2 separate regions of the Homo sapiens genome follow, and region 1 is linked to region 2. Evidence: chromatin loops called from intact Hi-C (ENCODE). Cell type or tissue: gastrocnemius medialis. All regions are shown on one strand. Links, peaks and the distances in the headings refer to the core of each region. The heading gives the core; the rest is flanking DNA. Region 1 overlaps KIAA1217. Region 2 overlaps KIAA1217.

Region 1 (5,382 bases), core at 302-5,301, 50 kb before region 2:
ACCTGGCCAAGTGCTTTGGCGCTGTGGAAACAGCCTTCGTGTACACACTTCTTGACCCTTCACTCCCTTCATGCCCTTCTTCCCATCAAGACTTAATGATTGGCTGGGCATGGTAGCTCATGCTTATAATCCCAGCGCTTTGGGAGGTCAAAGTGGAAGGATCACTTGAATCCAGGAGTTTGAGACCAGCCTGGACCACATAATGAGACCCCATCTCTCCAAAAAAAAAAAAAAAAATATTAGCCAGGCATAGTGGCAACATGCCTGTAGTCCCAGCTACATGAGAGGCTGAGGCTGGAGGATTGCTTGAGCGTAAGAGGTCGGGGCTACATTGAGCCGTGATTGTGCTACTGCACTTAGCCTTGGTGACAGAGTGAGACCTTGTCTCAAAAAAAAGAAAAGAACTGGAAAAGAAAAAAGAATGGTGTTCATCTCCACCCAGCATGCTAGAGCAGGCATGCCATTCATTGTGGAGGCAAAACTCCCGCATAGCTGCCAAAATAACTGCTGAGTGCTTTGCGATGGAGAGAAACAAAGGAATGTTGGGTCACTGCCCGAGTCATGGGGTCTCTGCCTGAGCCATAGAAAGCTTTTGATTTCTGGAGCCACATTGAATGAACTGATTATGTTTAAAATTATAAAAGAAAAATATAGCCTAAGATAATTGAGTGCAATAAACCAATTTAACTTATTTGTTCTTACGTGTAACAATTGTTGAGTAGGTACCATGGTACCCACTCTATTGCTAAGCTGTGGAAGGAGCCTTGCTTTGGAATTCTCTCAGCTCCTCTTTCCCATCATTTCCTTAGCTGTGTCCCTTTTCAGCCTCCTGTGCTAACTGATAGCACATGTGTTTCAGAATGGAACCTGGAAAAGGAATGTGTGCAGCCCTCGTAAGGATATACCGTTCCACATTCCATATGCTGTTAGATAATATGCTGGCTAGACCGTCAACAGTTACCCCAGGAAGGGGGAATTTGGATTGGAAAGAAATCAAAGGAATTGGAGGTAACATAATGGACTGCAGTTAAACAGTAATAGGGTGGTCTGGACAACTGGACGAAGGCCAGTTTCTAAATTGCAGGCAATCCCCTCTGCCCTTTTAGAACAAGGCAAGGTCCACTGAATGGAGAAGAAGGCAGGCCATCAGCCTTCTTAGGGTTTAATTCAGACACGGGCTCTGAGCTTTGTCTTTTGTTCTCTTTAAAGGAACAAAGCCATTGAATCCAGCCAGAAAAACCTGTGCGTATCCATCATAAACATCCACAAACTCTTCTTTAATCTCCCTTGTTATTCTCCCTAAGAAGTAAGGCTCCAACATAAGTTCTTGGTTGCATCTGACAAGTGTCAGCTGATGTCCATGACCCCTTCGTTTCCTGTGTCCCTTCTACTTGATGCAATGACTGGCATAACGTATTTGTTGGAATGAATGAATGAATGGCATTGGTGGCTGGGCACAGTGGCTCATGCCTCTAATCCCAGCACTTTGGGAGTCCGAGGTGGCTAGATCAGTTGAGGTGAGGAGTTTGAGACCAGCCTGGCCAACATGGTGAAATGCTGTCTCTACTAAAATTTCAAAAATTAGCTAGGCATGGTGGCTAATGCCTGTAATCCCAGCTACTTGGGAGGCTGAGGTCGGAGGATCACTTGAACCCAGGAGGCGGAGGTTGCAGTGAGCTGAGATCACACCACTGCACTGCAGCCTGGGTGACAGAGCAAGACTCTGTCAAAAAAAAAAAAAAAAAAAGGAAGGAAGGAAGGGAGGGAGGGAGGGAGGGAAGGAGGGAGAGAGAGAGGAAGGGTGAGTGAGTGGAAGAAAACAATGAAATCCAGTTCTGAGGGTAAGGAGCATGCCATCAATATGATGGGGGATGTGATATGGTATGAGGATGGGGTCTTTCAAACTGTATTGTGTAGACCAGTAGACCATGACAAATAGGCGCGCGCACGCGCGCGCGCACACACACACACACACACACACACACACGGGCTTCCATGTTCTTACAAATGTTGCACACTATATCTGACTGTGGGATCACAGTGTACGTTTGTATACCAAAGTCTCTGTAAAGACCTGCAATGAAGTGAACCCCTTTAACCTTTCTTTTACTCAGTGTTCCCCTATTGTATTTGACTGTGGAACCCTCTGCGTCATACCCTTTTACATCCCAGAACCCACCGAACACAGTTTCTTCAACATTGGCAGAAATTTACAAAATCATCGTAGTCTTGAGTCCAGCTGACCTGAGTGTGAATCAAGGTTTACCACATAGTGTGTGATCCTGAGCCAAATTAAGTAACCTCTGGTTCCCTCCTTCCTCATCTATATGATGAGGATAATGTGCATCTCCTAAAAGGAGAGAATGAAGGCAGTTAATGCAGGTAATCCATCTTGCGTGCACCCAGCACAGGGTGGCTCTTCCCTGGTTAATTTCCACCCTGATGTGTAGAATTTCCCTGCAACACTCTGCTACCACAAAGAGGGGCTTCTTAGGATATAACCTATTGTCCTTAAACTTTATGAGCAGTGCAATAATTGTTATTTGCACCTGTAAAATGTGAATAACTGGTCTTTCTTTTTAAAATACTTTCCCAAAGGAAAATTATGGCAAAGAGATCATGTCCTAACTAGTTTCTCACGTGTTGGTGCTATCACCTCCTGAGTTTTGGCAACGTTATTTCTCTGCTTTTTTTCTTGACTCCCCTCTAGTTCTTCTAAATTAGATATTAAGCAGGAGAAGTATTTTTAATATCCTGGAAATGTGTTTTATTAATCTACCAAACAAATGGCTGTCCAACAACTCCATGAAACAGGAAGAACGGCCACTAGCATTCATTTTGCTTTTACCAGGCACCAGGTAGCGCTGTAAACTCTTTATGTGTGTAATTCATTTCATCTTCACAACAACTCGATGAGGTAAGTGCTATTATCTGCAGTTTGCAGAGAAGGAAACCGAAGCTGGTGGAGTAACATGCCTAAGGCCACCCTGCCAGGATAAGATGAATGACCACGACTCTGAGTGACTAAAGCCTTAGGAACAAAGATGAGTTGAAAATGGGAGAGCCACCTGGGGTAGAACCCCAGAGTTTTTATTTTCTTGCAAAGTTTTAGTAAAACTTTCTCAGTTTTCAGGAAACAAAAGTTATATATTTTAGAGTTTGAAATCACAAATTACACACCACTCCCCCATCTCTAGCCTCTACATTTTTAAGCAAGATCAACAGAACCCAGTGGAGTTCCATGGAGTTCAGGGACCTTGCTCCAGGTGTGCCTCTAACACTCAGTCCCTTTTCCAAGGCAGGGCACATATAATTGAATATAGGCTGGGTGTGGTGTCTCATGCCTGTAATCCCAGCACTTTAGGTGGCCGAGGCACGTGGATCACTTGAGCCCAGGAGTTGGAGACCAGCCTGGGCAACTTGGTGAAAACCCATCTCTACAAAAAATGCAACAATTAGCCAAGTGTGGTGGTGCACACCTGTAGTCCTAGCTATTTGAGAGGCTGAGGTTGGAGGATCACGTGAGCCTGAAGAGGTTGAGGTTGCAGTGAGCCAAGATTGTACCACTGCACTCCAACCTGGGCAAGAGAGTGAGACCCTGTCTCAAACAAAACAAAACAAAGCAAAAAAATGAAGATTGCCAAATATTTAAATGTCAGTTACTATTAATTTAAATGTCCATCAGGGTTCTCCTTGAAGTCAAAACTGCTGTTTTCCCCAATGCCAGAACTCCTAACAGTGGACCCCAGGCCGTAGGAGGTGATCTAGAATTGCCCCTGAATTAAAGGCTTTGTGTTCTGCACACGTGATGCAACCTCAGGATCGGACATGTGTTAGTTCCCAGCCTGTGTCCTGTGACACCTTGGAGAACAATCGAGACTGGTTGATATTTGGAGGGTTAAGCAAAGGACCTTTCTTTTGCCAGCTACTCTGCCGTGGTTGAAGTGTCTTGAGGGTGGTGAACGGGTCCTCGCTGGGCTTGTCTCTGAGCTGCACACATTGACTTGACACAGGAGTCAAGTAGTAAGTATTGGTTGAAGGAATCAGCGATGTTTGGCTACCCATTGTGTGCTCTCTAATATTTGCTAGGGATATGGTGATAAGGGAGGAAAAAGACCCAAGGAGTAATGACCGAGCAGCTATGTAAGTGAATCAATGATGTGACCACATTGCTTTTTCTTAGCCGATAGTTACAGCTCTATGCAACTTTTTCTACTTATTGCTGGAGGTAATCACATTCCAACCCTGAGGACTGCTCCCATGCTGGGCGGTACTGCAGTGACCTCTGCATTTGAGCTGGGGTTTCTTGTATCTCACGAGGGTCAGGGGCCTGTGGGAACTTTTTGTCATCTGGGGGGACAAAGGCTTTCTTGGGAAAAAAAAGTCTCCTTTTTATCCTCTGCGGGTGAAAAAGAAGTGCCGTTAGAATAGGAAGGGGCTTCTTGTAGGCTTGAAAAGAGAAGGACTTGGCAGGTGGCACCTGGGCTTTGTTCAGCAGAACTGAGAGGGCAAGAGTATAGCTGGCTTTTTTGTAAGACTCATGAACTCTGTGGCCCATTGATGAGATGCTCTCTGCTCTACAAAGTGGACTTTCCTCGAGGTGGAATTTTATTTTCCTCCCTGTGCTGGTGTTAGATTCTCTGGATACATAAGGTGACCCGAGGAGAAGCAGGCAATGTCATCACAGTTTATTTGTAGGATCTGGGCTTCCTCCTTCAGAGGAGGTGCCACTCACACCCGAGATGCCTGCTCTCTCCCTGAGCCTTTCAGCACAAGGGCAGGACGGAGAGGAGCCCAGCTAACGAGGGGCCAGCTCAAAGTCATTCAGGAAAAACAGATATACACAGACATGGCCGGAAGCCTCAATGTGTTTTTCTACTGCAGGAAGGTTAAAGTGGAACTTCATGTCATAGATTTAAAAAAAAAAAAAAAAAAGGCTGGGGCCAGGCACAGTGGCTCACGCCTATAATCCCAGCACTTTGGGAGGCCAAGGCGGCCGAATCACCTGAGGTCAGGAGTTCGAGATCAGCCTGGGCAAGATGGTAAAACCTCGTCTCTACGAAAAGAAATACAAAAATTAGCTGGGCGTGGTGGCGCATGCCTGTAATCCCAGCTGCTCGGGAGGCTGAGGCAGGAGAATTCCTTGAACCTGGGAAGCGGAGGTTGCAGTGAGCCAGGATTGTGCCACTGCACTCCAGCCTGGTGACAGAATGAGACTCCATTTCAAAACCAAACAAAAAAAAGGTGGGCATGGCGGCTCATGTCTGTAATCCCAACATTTTGGGAGGATGAGAGGGAGGATTGCTTGAGTCCAGGAGTTCGAGACCAGCCTGGGCAATATAGTGGGACCCCATCTCTACAAAAAAATAAAAATTAGCTGGG
Region 2 (5,382 bases), core at 82-5,081:
CCAAGAAGCAATAACGCATAGGGGAGTCGGGGTGATAGATTGGAATGCTCTTGGCTGGAGTGTGATTGGTGTCTGGAAGTGAGTCCCAGCAGGTTGGCTGGTGAGGCCATGTGAGCATTGGGCCTGTTCCAGGGCTGTGAAGTGTGCAGGCTTGCTTGAGGCTGTAGGCACCACTGCCTGAGCCATGCACGTAAACTCCCCAGACCCTAAGAGTAGTTTACTGTCAGGGGGTAAGCCCCCAAATCAAGCAAGCTGCACAGAGCCAAGACTCCCAAGAACCAATGCCTTCTTCCAGCCTTTCATTCATTCATTCTGTAAGTGAAAACTCAGCGTGGATGTGGATGAAGATATTCATGCCTTTGTGATCATTACATTTCAGTGTGTGGGTGCAAGGGGAAGGAGACAGATAAGAAGTGAGCAAATAAGTAAAGTATCTAGTGTGTCTAGGGGTTTTAAATGTTATGGAGGCAAAAATAAGCAGAGTTCTCAAGGAACTGGTCATCCCGATGTCCATGGGCTGCACTTGGTTGGGGCAGTTCTAAGAGTATCTGTCACACTTGCAGAGACGACCTGGGTCAACTCTTCCCAGGCACTTTGTAGAACACCGGGCAGGGATACTTCAATTTCACTCTTTGTTAACTGGGAATGTGGAGGCTTAGGAAAGAACTCTGAGATTTGTGAATGTGATACCAGTCCTCCTATAGTTAACCAATGTGTTTGTTCATTCTCATACACTCTTGCATTTGTATGAGAATATTAACTATTTCAAAGCTCTCATAAATCTATTGCATCATTTTAGTCTTATATCAAAGTAGGAAGGGTGGATATTGAGACACAAAATTGAAGATCAATGACTGTGCTGTGGCATGGGTTGTCCAGTCAGGACAGTGGCCATACACAGTGGTTGGCCATAGTGAAAACTGGCTGAATAGTCACCCTGTATATGACAGGTTTGCTTTGCAATTTGTTTTTTGTTTGTTTATTTTTTGCATTGCAATGGCAAGGTCATAGAAATAATCTTGTCACCCTTCAAACTCACTACTTTGAAAGCCAGCACTCCATTGTATGCATATATATACACATACACACACAAAGTGTACTTGTTTTGTTTTTTTAAAAATCAGTCTCCTTACTTTGACCCATGAGAACAGGAGCACACAGGAGTTCAGACATATCCATTGGCCACATAGTACCTGAGATCTGTGAATGAGATCACAGTCGTCCTATAGTTAGCCAATGTGTTTGTTCATTCTAATACTTTCTTTCTTTCTTTTTTCTTTTCTTTTCTTTCTTTCTTTCTTTTTTTTTTTTTTTTTGTTTTTTTGAGATAGAGTCTCACTCTGTCACCCAGGCTGGAGTGCAGTGGTGCTATCTTGGCTCACTGCAACCTCCACCTCCTAAGCTCAAGTGATTCTCGTGCCTCAGCCTCCCAAGTAGCTGGGACTACAGGCGTGTGCCACAAAACCCAATTAATTTTTTGTGTGTTTTTTGTAAATACGGAGTCTCAGCATGTTGGCCAGGCTGGTCTCCAACTCCTGGCCTCAAGTGATCTGCCCGCCTCGGCCTCCCAAAGTGTCGGGATTACAGGCATGAGCCACCATGCCTGACTTAGCTTTCATTTGATGAGAATATTAATTATTTCAAATTGCTCATAAATCTGCATTACTGTATGTCAGATATTGGCTTTAGCATTTTTCTCAAGTTATTTCATACAACAAAGTATAATATAAACATCATTATTACTATGTCATGAATGAAGAAAGTGTACATGAAACATGCCTAAGGTAATATGCCCAAAGTCTCACAGATAGTAAGTGTTGAAAATGAAGCTTACGCCCAGTTCTTTCTCTTTCCAGAAATTATACTTTCAACCACTATCCTATATTCACTATAGGATTACTTTAGATTCTAAGATTCCTTAGGAAATTAGAAATTCTTAGAATTAGAAGCTGTTGGGATATCACCCTGAACTCTTTTTTGTTAAATGTTGCTGCTTTTTAGTTTATTTACCCTTGAAGGTCTTTGAGGCTTTATATTTTATTATTGTTATATCAACTATAATTCTTAGTGTGACTTATAAAGTCTCACAAGGCTACGTAATTTTATTCCATCTTTAAGTATTTTAAACAGTTAGAAAAGGAATTATATTACAATTAGATTTCTCAATTTAGTAGCTCTTTTTTTTTAACCCAAATAATCAGAAATTACTTTGCTCCCCCAGTTACTGACAGACTGTGTATCTTTAGGATATAATTACTTTTTTTTTTTTTTTTTTTTTTTTGAGACAGACTCTTACTCTGTCGCCCAGGCCGGAGTACAGTGGCACAATCTGGGATCACTGCAACCTCTACCTCCCGGGTTCAAGCGATTCTTGTGCCTCAGCTTCCCGAGTAGCTGGGATTACAGGCACACGCCACCATACCCGGCTAATTCTTTGTACTTTTAGTAGAGATGGGGTTTCACCATGTTGGCCAGGCTGGTCTTGAACTCCTGACCTCAAGTGATCCACCCACCTTTGCCTCCCAAAGTGCTGGGATCCTGTCACGCCCGGCCAAGATAGAATTACTTTCAAGACTATTTCCCAACGTTTGGTCTTGTTATATTCTTTAGTTTTGTGTCATGAGGCTACTAATTTTTTATTCCTCAGTGGTAACTTTATGAAATCTCTTAGACTTGCAGCAATCAAGCCTCTCCCTTCTATCGTGGGCTTTAACTATGCAAGCAGTCAGCCCATTACAGTTTTTTCACAGACTGGTTACATTCAGCCCGAGTTTGAACCAGGGCCATTTGGGGGCATTTGGAGAGGATGAAGATGGACCAAAAGCAATCAGTTGACCTGTGTCTTGTTTCCTCTTGAATTTGGGATTTCAGCTGCCTCCTTTGATTATGCTGGAGACTGTATCATACTCGCTAGGTTCAGGGCACCCCCTTGTGGTGCAACTCGAAACGTAATCAACGTGAGGAAACAGAATGATGGCCAAATGACGAGGAATGAAGAGGCCACGCATGTAGATATGATTTTATTGTTCTTCCCATTTTTAAAACTCTCAAATCAAATCTCCTGTTTTTCTCCTGTTGTTTCAAATTTATCAGTAGTTATTTCAATGCTAAGTGGTTTTTTTTTTTTGGAGGTAGAAACAAATCAGAAAAGCAAGCACAAATAATTTAATGCTACATCTCGGGAGTTTTTAAAAAAATTTTATTACAAAAGTAACCATGGATATTCTAGGAATGTTAGAAATAATAGACTAAGAGTAGGAGAATTATTTACAATCCCATGACCCACATAGAATACTTGTGTTAATATTTTGGTGTATATCCTTCTCCTATTTTTTTCTAGGCACATAGACTCAAAGGAAAGAAACCACATGCCACAAGCACATGCCATTTTTTTTTCTTATTTATGTTATTTTATTTTTTGAGACAGGGTCTAACACTGTCACCCCGGGCTGGAGTGTAGTGGCGCAATCACAGGTCACTGAAGCCTCAACCTACTCAGGCTCAGGTAATCCTCCCACCTCAGCCTCCCAAGTAGTTGGTACTGCAGGCAGACGCCACCATGCCTGGCGAATTTTTGTATTATTTGTAGAGATGAGGTTGCAACATGTTGCGCAGGCTGGCCTTGAGCTCCTAGGCTCAAGCGATCTTCCCACCTTGGCCTCCCAAAGTGCTGAATTTACAGGTGTGAGCCACAGTGCCCAGCCCATTGTTTTCTAATATGATTTTATCCACTTAATTATATGTGTGAACTTCTTTCCCTCCTGTTACATGATAGCTACTTCATCATTGCATGTGGTTGCCTGGTTTTGTTGGTTCCACTGTGTGTGGGCAAATACCATATCATGCAGGGCCTCCTTGTAGATAACTGTAGATTATTTTCTTGGGTTCTTTATTAGAAATAGAATGGCTGGGCCAGGGGCGATGGCTCACGCCTGTAATCCCAGCCCTTTGGGAGGCCGAGGCGGGAAGATCACGAGGTCAGGAGATCGAGACCATCCGGGCTAACATGGTGAAACCCCGTCTCTACTAAAAATACAAAAAATTAGCCAGGCGTGGTGGCGGGCGCCTGTAGTCCCAGCTACTCGGAAGGCTGAGGCAGGAGAATGGCGTGAACCAGGGAGGCGGAGCTTGCAGGTTCGGGCCACTGCAAGATCGGGCCACTGCACTCCAGCCTGGGCGACACAGCGAGACTCTGTCTCAAAAAAAAAAAAAAAAAAAAAAGAAAGAAAGAAAAAGAAATAGAATGGCTGTATCAAAAAGATATGCAAAATTGTCTTCTTGTTCATTTGTTAAAATAGAGCATCTTTTTGAGAATGCAATTTTTTTTAAATCTGCAAGTTCCTAACATTTGCATCCTTAGTCTGTGTTAGGAATTGTGTACAGTGTTTCACATGCCTGGATCTCACTTCATCCTCCCAGCAACCTATTATGATCCATTGCCACACCAACTTGCTGATGAGGAAAGTGGGGCTTAAGGAAATTAAAGAGCTGTTGTGGGACTTCCAAAGCAGAAGACAGTAGGCTTTCAGAAATTTGATAAAAATAGCACTTTGCATTTCTTGAATCTTGAGCTAAATGGAAATTAATACTAAACATTCTCCACTGGTAAAATAGAGAATAAGGATATTAACAGTAAAAGAAAAGAAGAAGAAAAGGAAATGTGCTTCCACAGATTTAGAAACATAAGTAACAATCTAAGTTAAGGCTTTGGCGATTAGATCTTCATGTTGGAAGATATGCTGGATGGCTCAGTGATTTGCTGTGCAATTACAAACCCGAGACAATTTGTAATACAAAGAGCTTTTCATGAGATCTTACATTTTTTTATGAATATATTTTCGTTTACCATGGTTAGTCTCCTAACTGGTTAAATTGCTTCCAGAGAGTCAAAATTTGACTCTATGTAAAGTGACATCAGAAAGTCTCTAATTTCTGGGCCGGGCGCGGTGGCTCACGCCTATAATCCCAGCACTTTGAGAGGCCAGGGTAGGCAGATCACTTGAGGCCCGGAGTTCGATACCAGCCTGGCCAGCATGGCAAAACCCTATCTCTACTAAAAATACAAAAATTAGCCAGGCAGAGGTTACAGTGAGCTGAGATCATGCCACTGCACTCCAGCCTGGGTGACAGAGTGAAACTGTCTCAAATTTAATTAAAAAAAAAGAAGAAGAAGAAAAGAAAATCTTTAATTTGTGAACAAAAGTGGAACTTTGGGTGAGTGCTTAAATTTTAGCAGCCTCCAGAGTTTCCTGATGTTACTCCCTAGAGATCAACAATTCACTTTTTCCCTCCTTTACTGATACTTTTCTTTGTGCCTTGTTATAGAATTATATTTATTATAGAAAACCCTGAAATAGACATAGCAAAAGAAATAAAATAAAT

What was found. A loop is a pair of places that touch in the nucleus more often than their neighbours do. Peaks named below come from ENCODE experiments on the same cell type or tissue, not always from the same donor. Only the 100,000 strongest peaks of a DNase experiment are listed, where the experiment ranks them.
Region 1: it touches region 2 in a loop (10-fold over the local background); 5 of 110 quality-filtered maps call a loop at or near these places.

The regions. Positions count from the first base shown.
Region 1 is chr10:24,307,393-24,312,774 of GRCh38, forward strand. All of the region lies in intron 2 of KIAA1217, which reads left to right. Among named protein-coding and RNA genes, the nearest start is that of MIR603, 34 kb to the left of the region's middle. In gastrocnemius medialis, for the core only: a CTCF peak has its summit at 2,842 (motif pointing right); a DNase peak (open chromatin) is centred at 2,969; H3K27ac peaks cover 5,000 bases.
Region 2 is chr10:24,357,784-24,363,165 of GRCh38, forward strand. The region is part of intron 2 of KIAA1217; the gene reads left to right. Among named protein-coding and RNA genes, the nearest start is that of MIR603, 85 kb to the left of the region's middle. RefSeq lists enhancers at 2,726-2,805, 2,836-2,895. In gastrocnemius medialis, for the core only: a CTCF peak has its summit at 2,924 (motif pointing left); a DNase peak (open chromatin) is centred at 2,928; H3K27ac peaks cover 4,499 bases.